2 separate regions of the Mus musculus genome follow, and region 1 is linked to region 2. The links are chromatin loops, found by intact Hi-C in ENCODE. Cell type or tissue: heart. All regions are shown on one strand. Each heading gives the region's core, and the rest is flanking DNA. Links, peaks and the distances in the headings are about the cores only.

Region 1 (5,754 bases), core at 473-5,472, 73 kb before region 2:
TCCTCAGGACTGAGGAGTGAGTGACAGTGACATCCGGAAATTGGTTCTAGGTTCTAGTGGCACGTCAATATAGATGTGGCTTTTCCCTTGGTTTGCCCTGATTGGGATCCAAAAATCTCCTTTATGAGGATAGGCTTAAGGTCTACTGCCAGATTCTAATGAGGGGTCTCCAAAAGGCTGCTAGGAGGTCTACAAATTTGTCTAAAGTAGGACAGGTCATACAAGGTAAGGAGGAGACTCTAGGGGGCATTTCTTGAGAGACTGCTGGAAGCCTACCACACCTGCCATGAACCAAGCATTTGTCAACCAAGCAGTGCCAGATATCAACCGAAAACTCCAATGGCTAGAAAGATTTGAAGGTAAGCGCATGGTTGAGCTCCTGACAATAGCTGAAAAAGTCTTTAACAACAGGGAGACTCTGGAGGGTAGGCAGACCAGGGGACTCCAGAAGGTGGCTTCTGGGAGGGAGAAATCTGATATCTGAGTTAAAAAAAAAAATAGCATATGGAAGAGAAATGGGGAAGCAGGCCTGTTGTGGGAAATATTACAAAAGAAGATGGAGTTGGCATGTCCCTGCACTCATGCCTCTGCCCTGGAGGCCTGACTGGCCACGCACTGGTGGGCAATGGCTGACCTGTTTCTATTTCATAAGGACTCTGACTCAGAACTCCACAGTCTCCTCATCCAGCCCACTAGGTTCCTAATGGCAGGTTGTTACCATGCCAACCCCGTGCTTCAAATCCCCCACGGCCTTTGTGGTGCACATCTGGCAAACCCACATTTTGCTGCTGTACCTTTCTCCCTTGAACCCAGATGAGCTGCAGTGTGAAGGAAAACGCAACACAAGCTTAGTTCAGAGACAATGGTAACTCAATCTCTGGGCACAACAACTAAAACCTAATCTTGTAAGCCTTATTAAAATCCTATTCCTCTGATGGTGAATCCTTGTGTACCCACCATTATACCGGGGAACGCTAGCAGCTACATCTTATCCCTCTGGGGCCCAGTTCCAAAAAGGACCTAACTCTCTCCTGCTTCCTCTCTTCCTCCATCCAACCCAGAAGTCCCGCCTACTTGATGATTGGCTCCTTTATTCATTAGGGGATTGTTTCACAGGAAACCACCTGAGTATGAGCCTCATTCTTCATTTCAGACAGTCTCTCCCAGGAGAGCAAGCAGCACAGAGCCATCAACAACATAGGCCCTCTTCAACCATGTCAGGAGGGGAGGCCCTGACTCCAGAAGGACCAATGTGCATACTGTAATGAAAAAGGCCATTGGAAAAATGAATTTCCCAAGAGACATAAGAAGGGAGAATCAAAGGTATTTGAAATAGAAGAACTGAACGACTGAGGGTGTCAGGGCTTATGTCCCCTCCATGAGTCCCCGGTAACCCTAAAGGTGGAGGGGAGGCTGGTAGAATTCCTGGTAGATACTGGGGCACAGAATTCAATCTTAAAACAACCTATGGGATCCCTATCCAACAAGAGAACATAGGTCCAAAGGGCTACTGGAAGCAATCAATATTCATGGACTACCCAAAGAAAAGTGGACCTAGGAATGGGACAGGTAAGCCATTCTTTTATTTTCTGAATGCCCATATCCACTCCTAGGCCAAGACCTCCCAACCAAGATGGGGGCACAGATCCATATTGGCTCCAAGGGAGTGCAGGTCTTAAATAAGAGCAGTCCCATACATGTACTGACTGTGACCTTAGAAGAATATAAGAATAAGAATATATGTCATCCTTAAATACCCATACCTAGAAAGGTTATGAGACGAAATTCTTGGGGTATGGGCAGAGAAAAATCTTGCAGGGCTAGCTAGACACTGTGCTTCAATCCTGTTGCAACTGAAGGCCAATGTCAGGCAAGCTAGTGTTCACCAATACCCCATGCCTAGAGATTTGAGATAGGGAATAACGCCACACATAACTCTGGAAGCAAGGGAAACTGGTCCTTTGCCAATCAGCCTGGAATACACCCCTCCTGCCAGTAAGAAAATTCCACTCCAGTGACTACCAGCCCATACAAGACTTAAGGGAAGTGAACAAGAGAATAGAAGATATTCATCATACAGTCCAACCTTTACACTCTACTGAGTAGTCTGTCTCCTGAACAGGATGTCTAACTGTACTAGATCTTAAGGATGCTTTCTTTAGTGCTACTAGCACCAGATAGTCAGCCTTTGTTCACTTTCAACTGGAGCAATCCCTAACACAGATTTAACTGACACCTAACATGGACTAGGCTGTCACAAGAATTCAAGAACTCACCCACCATTTTCGATGAGGCATAAAGACCTGGGGGAGTACAGGCAGGCCTACCCCCAAATAACTCTTTTGCAGTATGTTGATGACCTCCTTCTAGCTGCTCCAGATGAAGACAATTGCCATTTGATGACAGAGGCCTTGCGCAGACAACTAGACCAGATGGGATACCAGGTGTCTATGAAGAAGGCACAGTTCTGCCAAAGTGAGGTAACCTTGGGTACATACTTAAGGGGGCAGAGGACAATGCCTGCTATCCCAGGCCAGAAAAGAGACAATCTTCAACATCCCCATCTCCAAGACCTGGTATCAGACTCATGAGTTCTTGAGCTTAGTGGGGGGAGAGGGGGTGTTTGTAGACTCTGGGTACCTGGATTTATGGAAAGCCCCTCTATACGGCCACCAGGGGGCAGGAGAATACTTTGAACTAGACTCCCGAGATGGACAAAGCTTTTCACAAACTCAAGGAGACATTCCTTGGGGCCCCAGCACTCACCCTGTCATAAGCCCTTCTACCTGTACATAGACAAGAACAGAGCATAGCCAAAGGGGTATTGACTCAGACCCTGGCTTGTCTGTCTAAAAGGCTGGACCCTGCAGCCATTGAGGGGATTCTCAAAAACTCCCCAGACTGCTGGATATCTAGTGCCCACCTGGTGCACTATCAGTCCCCGTTCCTAAACCTGCCTTGCATTAGATACCACCCTGCTTCTGTCATGAACCTGGCTACTCTGCTCCCGAGCCCAGACCTGGATGTCATGCATGACAGCTCAATAGTGCTGAGCCAGGTTCAGAGTCTGAGGCCAGACAGACTGCGCATCCTCTGGCCAGATGCGGAAGCGACTTATTTTATGGATGGAAGCAGCTTCGTGGAAGGTGGTGCAGTGGGGGCTCTTGACTCATATGGGCTTCGGCCCTACCACCTGGGACTTTGGCTCAGAAAGCTGAATTAATCACTTTGACACAGGCCTTAAAAATGGCAAAAGGCAAAATTGCTAGCTTCTACATGGACAGTCAATATGCTCTCACTATGGCTCATGTTCATGGACTCGTATATAAAGAACGGGGTTACTCCTTTTGACAAAGAGTTTAGACTGTCAAAAATAAAAATGAGATCTTGGCCTTGTTAGAGGCATTATGGCTGCCCATCAAAGTAGCCATCATGCACTTCCCAGGACAAAAACAGGGCATGGAAAAGAGAGCAAGAGGAAACAGGCTAGCTGATAGGCTGCAAAACAGGCTGTGTTAGACTCTACAGCCAAAAGCCATGGTAGTGCTGATCCCTCCAGAGCTTCCCCTGACTCTGCATTACAGCCTGGAAAAGAAAAGCGATCAAACAAAATGTCTAGGACTTTAACAGAAAGGATGGTTCCACTCAGTAGATGGTCATGTGATCCTTCCTTCAGAATTTACTAGATAGCGAAATTCATCAGAGAACCCACCTGGGTCCCAGGAAACCCAAATAACTGCTAAGGAATGCCAAATACAAAATCTTCCACCTAGGACCCTTAGTAGATGAGATCATTTCCCACGGCCTGGCCCGTAAGGCAGTAAACCCCCTAACCAGGGGCAAGGAAGCCTGGGAACCAGGCTACGAGGACAAAGGTCAGCTGCAAACTGGGAAAGACTACACTGAAATTAAGCCAGGTCTGTATGCATGGATGTAGATACCTTTTCAGGTTGGGTAGAGGCGTGGTGGCCAAGAAGTTACTGGAGGACATCATCCTCAGGTATGGTCTGCCCTCGTTGCTGGGCTCTGACAATGGACTGGCTTTTGTCTCTCAGGTAACACAATCACTTGTTAAGACATTGGGGACAGACTGGAAACTACATTGTGCTTATCACTCCCAGAGTTTAGGGCAGGTAGAAAGGATGAATTGGACCCTAAAGGAGTCCTTAACTAAATTACCTCTAGTAACTGGCGGTGACTGGGTGGTCCTTCTACCCTATGCCTTATATAAGGCTAGAAACACCCCCTATATTTTGGGATTGACCCCTTTTGAGATACTGTATGGGAGAACTCCTCCCCTCCTATCTAACCTTCAATCTGAAATTCTTGCAGAATATGACCATCAGAGATTTCTGGACATGGTGCAGGCTCTTCACAGGATGCAAAAGCAAATATGGCCAAGCATTTGTCAAACCTGTGAGTCTGCCCTCCCTCCCCATTGTTTTGAACCAGGTGATGAGGTCTGGATTAAGAGATAACCACAAGACCCTTGAGCCCTGTTGGAAGGGCCCCATACGGTGATACTGATAACACACACAGCTATAAAGGTTGACAGGATAAAGACTTGGATCCATAATTTCCACATCAAGCCTGCTGGGTGAGAAACAATTCAACAGCTGAAACACCGCAGGGAACAGCTTCTAAAAGATCAAGCACCCGAGGTCAGCATTGGATGTTGGCCAGCTGTTGCCCATTTGCAGGATCTACTAAAGCTAAGAGTTCAAATACTCTTGGCTCTCAAGTACCCACACTGCACCCTAGACCATAGGTCCTACTAGATCTCCACAGAGCTCCTCATACTTGCTTTGCTTAGAAATCAGGCCATAGCAGTCAACCCTCACCAAGCTGTTACCAGCAAACTGATACTTTGAAACCCCAAGAGGCCTAGGGAGAGAGGTACAGACTTTGACCCTAACTGGTCCGATGAGTACCACCTTTCCTGTTTTTCAACCAAGACATTTACACCTTAGCTGGAGACATATGGAAGGATCCAGGATCATATCAGGACCTGCAAAAAGCTAGGTTGACTTGTAAAAAGGCCTGGCAAGACTGATAATTTGCAGCTATCCAACTCTTCATGTGCCCAGGGACAAAGGACTAGGAGACTTGCTGTGGTACTGAAAGCTTCTTTTGTAGTATGTGGGGCTGTGAAGCTAATGCGATATGTGCATGGTAATCGGGATCTTATCCAGATCCAGATGTGCAGGACAGTGAACCCAACACCTGGAGGACTGGTAGGCTCAACATGGGGGAGAGACCCATCCCCATCTCAGGAACAGAAAGGAGATCGAAGAGTAGAGGGTGGGAAGCTGGAAACATTTGGGGCTTAACATCATGAGAAAAATAGGGGACTCCTTTTCCAGATCTAAAAACAAAAAGTTCCATCTGGATTTACCCCTGTAGCAATAGAATCAGTGGCCCCAGTGATGTTGATACCTGTTCTAAGAACCTGTGAGTTCAGCCTGTCTCAGATTCCTCTTCCCTCATAAACTCAGTTTCATCCTGTTATCACACCTCTCTCTCCCTAGAGTCTCATCTCTCCTGTTTGGACTGTTCAACTTTACCTTCAATTTTATTAACTTACACTACTAACCTTACCAGAGAAGATTGTAAGCTCTGCTTGGACCCCGGACCCCTATATTATACTGGCTGGTCTACCACCGGAAATCTGTTAACACCTCTAAAAAGCCCACCAAGGTATTCCTGGGGAACATCCCCAGTTTTGGGAGGTGTGGCCTTGTTGTAGGTGTGGTG
Region 2 (5,732 bases), core at 1-5,000:
AACTTTCTAGGTTTCCTCTCTTCTATCTTCCCACTCAGCAATCAAACCATGAGTGCTTATCATATGAGCTGTCAGCTTTCTATTTAGTACTTATGGGTCCATGAACAGAGTTTTTACGAACCTGTCTCCCACTCGATTGACTTTAATTCTTATGTGCCCATCAAACATACCAGAGCACATCTCTTCATAGTAAGAGCCTGGTACTTACTGAAGTGTTCTCAAAAGGTGGAGACTTACATTCAGATAATATTGGAGGCAAAGTTTCTCTATGTAGTCCTTGCTGTCCCGAAACTATAAAGATCAGGCTGGCCTCAAACTCAAAGATCTGCCTGCCAAGTGCTGGGATAAATGCATCCACCACCACCACTACACTAATAAATATTTCTAATGTTACTTATCTTTCATATTACACAAATTATGCAAAACAGGCTACTAAACAGTTCAGTGGGTAAAGGCACTTGCCAAGAAGCCTGAGTACTGGAGTTCAATCCCCAAGATCCACTCTGTGGAAGGAAAACCAACCCCAGTAAGTTCTCCTCTGACTTCTGCATGCATGCCACGGCACAAGATCTCTCCAACAAATATACACAGAACAAAATATTACAGAGAAATCACAACACAGGATACAGAAGTAAAACACTAAGGCCTAACAAAAATGGAATAGCTTTCGCATTTCCACATGTGGTCCAGCAAACTGCGGCTTGAAATCTCCTCTCAACCTTCTTCAGCATTTTAATCTGTCACCTCTTTATGCTTTATTAAAAAACAAAAAAGTCTTCCACATCCTTTGACTGTACTATAGACTACTTTGCTGTACTTGCCTTATGTTTTTCTCGGGGCCATATATCCCGAAGGCGTATTAGATCGCCAGCTCCCTTTTGCCCAGTTCCTGTACCAGCAACCCAATGGCCACACTCACCAGGATAAGACAGGGTAACCATTTCCCTTTAACATTTCCAACTAAGATGAGTATGGCTTGATCTGAACACCTGTAATCCTCTTTAAGCCAGTTTTTAGGTCACCCCTATCTTCCGTGACGGTCTCAGGTCTCAACGTGGCTTGAGATAGACATCTCTCTCTACCGGGCAGTCTTTTCAGAACTTCCCAACGTCACTGTAAGGTCCCATTAACCTCCACATGCAGCCTACTTTCTTTCACAGGCCTCTAGGAAGGATCTGCTTTTGGGGAAACCAAGGTTCTCATATGATGGCTGTAAGTTTGGTCACTTTTATTTATACCTACCCCTGGAGTTAATTTCCATTCAGGAAAACGCGACTTTCCTACTGGTTCTTACACTTTCCGACTTCCCCCTTCTCAAGGAACGTGTTCACCTACCACCTCGACCTGAGCTCTCGCTTCCCTTGACCACCGGGCTCCTCGCCACTACTCACTTTGGGCTTTTCAGGAAGCTTCTTCCGGTTCTTCTTCTTTTGCTCCTCGCTTCTGAGATTCTTCAGCTGGGCTAGGTCGTCGGGGGCCGGAGTCGGCGGGGCCGCCTCCTCCCGTTTGCGGGGCGGGCTCCTTCGCTTCTTGCGGGCGCCGGCGCAAGCCGCGGCCCAGCCGTAACCTAGAAGGAAGAGCAGGAGCAGCCCGAGAGCGCCGGTGCCCACCAGGATCACCCAGCCCGGGTACCGCTTCGGCTCTAGCCCCAGGTCGAGGCCCAACTCCGTGCGCAGAAAACCTAGGCCGACCGAGAGCAACTCCCGCAGCCGGGCAGAGCCCTCCTCGGCCTGCTGGGCCAGCTCGTCCTGCCAGCTTCGTGCAGCCATCTTCCCTCCCGTCAGAGAGACTCGCGGGATGACGCCGGGGAGCGGAGCCGCCGCTGGAACAGTCGTGGGAGGCGACAGGGCCGCGACACCTCAGGCCGAGCGCATCGCGGCCAACCCTCACGCCGGAGTAGGGGATAGAGGGCCGCCGCCGCCACGGGGAGAGCCAAAGGTTCCCAGTCTCCGCAGCCGGCCTCACGCCGCCGCCACCAGGAGGACACGGGGCGGCGGGGACAGAGTGTCTCCAGAGGCGGCCGCTAAGCGGCGTCGGGGCGCCAGCGCCAGGACCCGCTGTCCTCCCCCGGCGGAACAATGGCGGCTCCGGCCGCGATCCACGCTGCGCGCGGAGGCCGGTCGGGTCACGTGGAGGCTGTGGGCGGGGCATGCGTCACATGGGGCGATGGGCGGGGCCGGGCGGACTCTAGTCTTGGAGTGGGGTCTCCTTGAGCTGTGTGGGTTTGGAGGCTTGGGGCGACTCGGAGCTTGCGAAGCGGGAGCTAGAAATCTGACGGTGGAACTCCTTCAGGCTCGGGCTTTCTGGATGCTGAGAGGGATTCAGGTGTGAGGCCTGCGCACGAGCAAGGCGGCCAAACCCATCGGAGTATGAGCAGGCTTTCCGCTCTCTTTCCTGCAGTGGTGGTGCAGTGGACCGGCTTTTTCTCCCTAGGTCAGGGGCCAGTTGGATGCTTCCAGAGGGAGCTCGGTGGACTCTGAGGCAGCGAGCACGTGTAATTCACATCCGAGTATTTCTTCGGGGCGGACTAGCATATTAACGTTTGCCAACGTTTGCGTCTGTTCTGTCGTTCACTCCTGCTGTCTGTTGTCAGGCTCCAGATTTAAAAAGTCGGCAAACCCGTGGGAGGCACTATTATTTTTCTACTGATTTGTAGCCTTAATAGGAAATATTGAGAGGAAGCCCTTAGACTGTATTTATATGCAAGAGAAGCATATTATTTTAAGCTTTTATACAACCCCAAAAGAATTGCAATTTTTGAATGCTTGTGTTGTCCAACAGTCAAATGTAGCATTAGAAGGAAACTAGGTGGGTTGGGGAATGTCGCTCAGCAATAGAACATGCTTACTGAACATATGCAAGGCTCTGGCGTCGATTCCTAGCACCAAAAATAAAGAGCTGAGGCGCTTCTTCCCTTCTTAATTTTAAAAATGCTTGAGGACTACCCTACTATTTGTATTTTGACTTTGCGGTAAGGAAACAGTGTCTATAATTAAATGTTAATTAGCATGTAAGCAGCTGAAGTAAATACAAACTAAAAACCTATTCATGTATTTTGACCCATCAGTATTGTAATGAGTCTTGTGATTAATGGGTGGAATAGAGTTTTATACGTAATAAGCTACTCTTGCTAAGCTTTTTTGCAGACTTATAATTAAGGGCTAAGTTATAAAGGCCAGAACCTTAAAATGAGATCTGCATGACCTCTAAAATTAACAAATTCCATTCATATTTTTGGAATAAGATTTATAACCCCACCTATTTGGGTTGGTCATAGTTTTTCTAAGAAGTTCTACTGATCGTTTTAGATCATCACCTGTGGATTTATGAATTAGAGAATTACAGAAATTGTAGGTTAGCATACTAGTCCCTTTGACAGTCTAGCAAGTAAATGATTTAGTAAGATCAGGTCATCTTGTAGTTTTTTTTTTTTTTTTTTTTTTCCACTTGCTGTATTTGGTATCAGGGACATACTTGTCATTATATCTCGCCCTCCTTCTCTCACTCCCTCCTCTTTGTGTATGCACATGTATATGCACTTCGTTTTTGTATTCATGCTGGGGATTAAACCCAGATCCTTAAGCATGGTAGGCAAACGCTCTCCCACTGAACTATGTCTTTATCCCACCATGCACTTATATTTTAAAAACAAAAAAGTAGGGTCACAACCAACTGGTTTGCATTCATTACAGTTAACAAAACTTGTAAGAATATAATTATACTTCCAGAAAGTTAGGGTTATTTGTTGCAATAGCACAAAGATTAGATTAAAATTTAAATAAAGCAATGCTTTGAAAGAATCAGGGCAAAACAGCTGTGTGTGATGGAATACTAGCTCTGCTCTAAGTAGACAAAGTCCTAATTCCTCGTGAATGACAACGATAAAATGCAAAATGTGTCTAAAACTCTCTATGAGAAGTTCAGGGTTGGAAATGAGTGCTTTTTCTGAGTAATCATAGATAAACAGGAAGGAGCTATAAACTCATACAGCGGTGTGAATATCAATGCTGAGGAGAAGAAGAAGCCATAGTACCTAGGGTATGATTCCATTTGGGTATAATTAGAAAATGAACACTGATCTACAGTGATAGCAAATCAGTGGTTACTTAGGGGTATGGGGTGGGGCCAAGGAAGCTTGAGGAAGGTCTTAAGAAAGGATCCAAGGAAATGTGGGAAAGGTGAATATGTTCTTTGTTGCGATCATTTCATAGGTTTTCCAAGGTTCAAGTTACATACCTTAAATATTTTGGCTTAGGACTTGTCAACTGCTTCCAAGAAGCCATTCAAGATGTTTTTAAAAGTCGCTTATCGGACTGGAGAGATGGCTGAGCAGTTAAGAGCACTGACTGCCCTTTCAGAGGTCCTGAGTTCAATTCCCAGCAACCATGTGGTGGCTCACAACCAACTGTAATGTGGTTTGATGCCCTCTTCTGGTGTGTCAGAAGACAGCTACAGTGTACTCACATTCAGAAAGTAAATAAAGAAATAAATCTTTAAAAAAAAAAAAAAAGTCGGGACTGGAGAGATGGCTTAGCTGTTAAGAACACTGACTGCTCTTCCGAAGGTCCTGAGTTCAAATCGCAGCAACCACATGGTGGTTCACAACCATCTATAGTGAGATTGAATGCCTTCGTCTGGAAATAGCTATAACGTACTTACATTGTAAATAATATTATAATAGTAATATAATACTATAATAAATAATTTTTTAAAAGTCACTTATCCCTAGGTATGGTGGTGCATGTTTGTGATTGATCCAGGAGTCAGGAGGCTGGGGCAGGAGGACTCAGAGTTCCAGGCTAGTCAGGGCTTCGTAGTCAAGCCCCATTTCAAACAAACAAAACCCCAAAAGCTTATTTTTATTGCTGTGATAAAATATGACCAAAAGTACAATATGAAAGAAAGAGTTCGTTTTGATATACTGTTCAGAGGGTCCATAAGGCTGGAAGGGCATGGCAGCAGGAAGCTGACTGGTCACACTTTGATTGACAGGAAGGCACAGAGAGAAAAGTAGCTGTGGGGTGATTCTATAACCCTCAAAAGCCCGACTGACCGCAGTGGCTTTCTCCTTCCAATAAGGCTCCACAATCTAAAGGTTAGGTGCCATAAACTCCCAAAATAGCATCACCAAGGATTAAAATATTTGGACCTCTGAGGGACTTCTCATTTCACACCCTCCCAAACCAAGCAAAACCTCATCACTTTAGGTTCTGCAAAAGTGGGATTCCAAGCAAAGGTTTTTTGCACCCATGATTTTTTTTTAACTTCTTCGTTTTTTTTTTAATTAAACTAATAAAATTTATCTTAAAATATACAACTCAGTATTGACATTTTTTAAGTCATCAAAATAATTTATAATAATTAAATGCCTTCTGAAATGATGTCTTCTGAAGCTAAAAGTAATATGCACTCAACCAGTTTTTAAAATCTATCTGGAACACTAAACATGATAGGAGTAATAACATCTTATGAAGTCCTCTATGAAAGGAAATTGTGACAGGTTCCTGATAAGACAGAAATCATTCTGTCTCCAAGGGAGAATATGCAGTGTAACTGTGGCTTCATAGAATGAATTGGTAATGTTCCTTCTGTTGCTATTTTGTGGAATAGTTTGAAGAATATTGGTATTAGGTCTTCTTTAAAGGTCTGATAGAGTACTCCACTAACCCCAACTGCTCCTGGGCTTTTTTTGGTTGGGAGACTTTTAATGACTGCTTCTATTTCTTTAGGGG

Evidence for each region. A loop is a pair of places that touch in the nucleus more often than their neighbours do. Peaks named below come from ENCODE experiments on the same cell type or tissue, not always from the same donor. Only the 100,000 strongest peaks of a DNase experiment are listed, where the experiment ranks them.
Region 1: it touches region 2 in a loop (2.0-fold over the local background); 1 of 42 quality-filtered maps calls a loop at or near these places.

The regions. Positions count from the first base shown.
Region 1 is chr15:34,152,621-34,158,374 of GRCm38, reverse strand. Gm38594 (a long non-coding RNA gene) reads left to right here. Exons shown (of 6, transcript XR_003951614.1): 3 at 2,349-2,480; 4 at 4,333-4,416; 5 at 5,529-5,697. Among named protein-coding and RNA genes, the nearest start is that of Gm38594, 11 kb to the left of the region's middle. In heart, for the core only: a CTCF peak has its summit at 2,672 (motif pointing right); a DNase peak (open chromatin) is centred at 2,694.
Region 2 is chr15:34,079,073-34,084,804 of GRCm38, reverse strand. Gm41291 reads left to right here and starts at 1,579. Exons shown (of 1, transcript XM_011245387.3): 1 at 1,579-3,063. The coding sequence starts at 1,798. The coding sequence ends at 2,331. Mtdh (metadherin) reads right to left here and starts at 2,086. Exons shown (of 12, transcript NM_026002.5): 1 at 1,392-2,086. The coding sequence starts at 1,769. In heart, for the core only: a CTCF peak has its summit at 1,993 (motif pointing left); a DNase peak (open chromatin) is centred at 2,114; H3K4me3 peaks cover 3,368 bases; H3K27ac peaks cover 2,401 bases.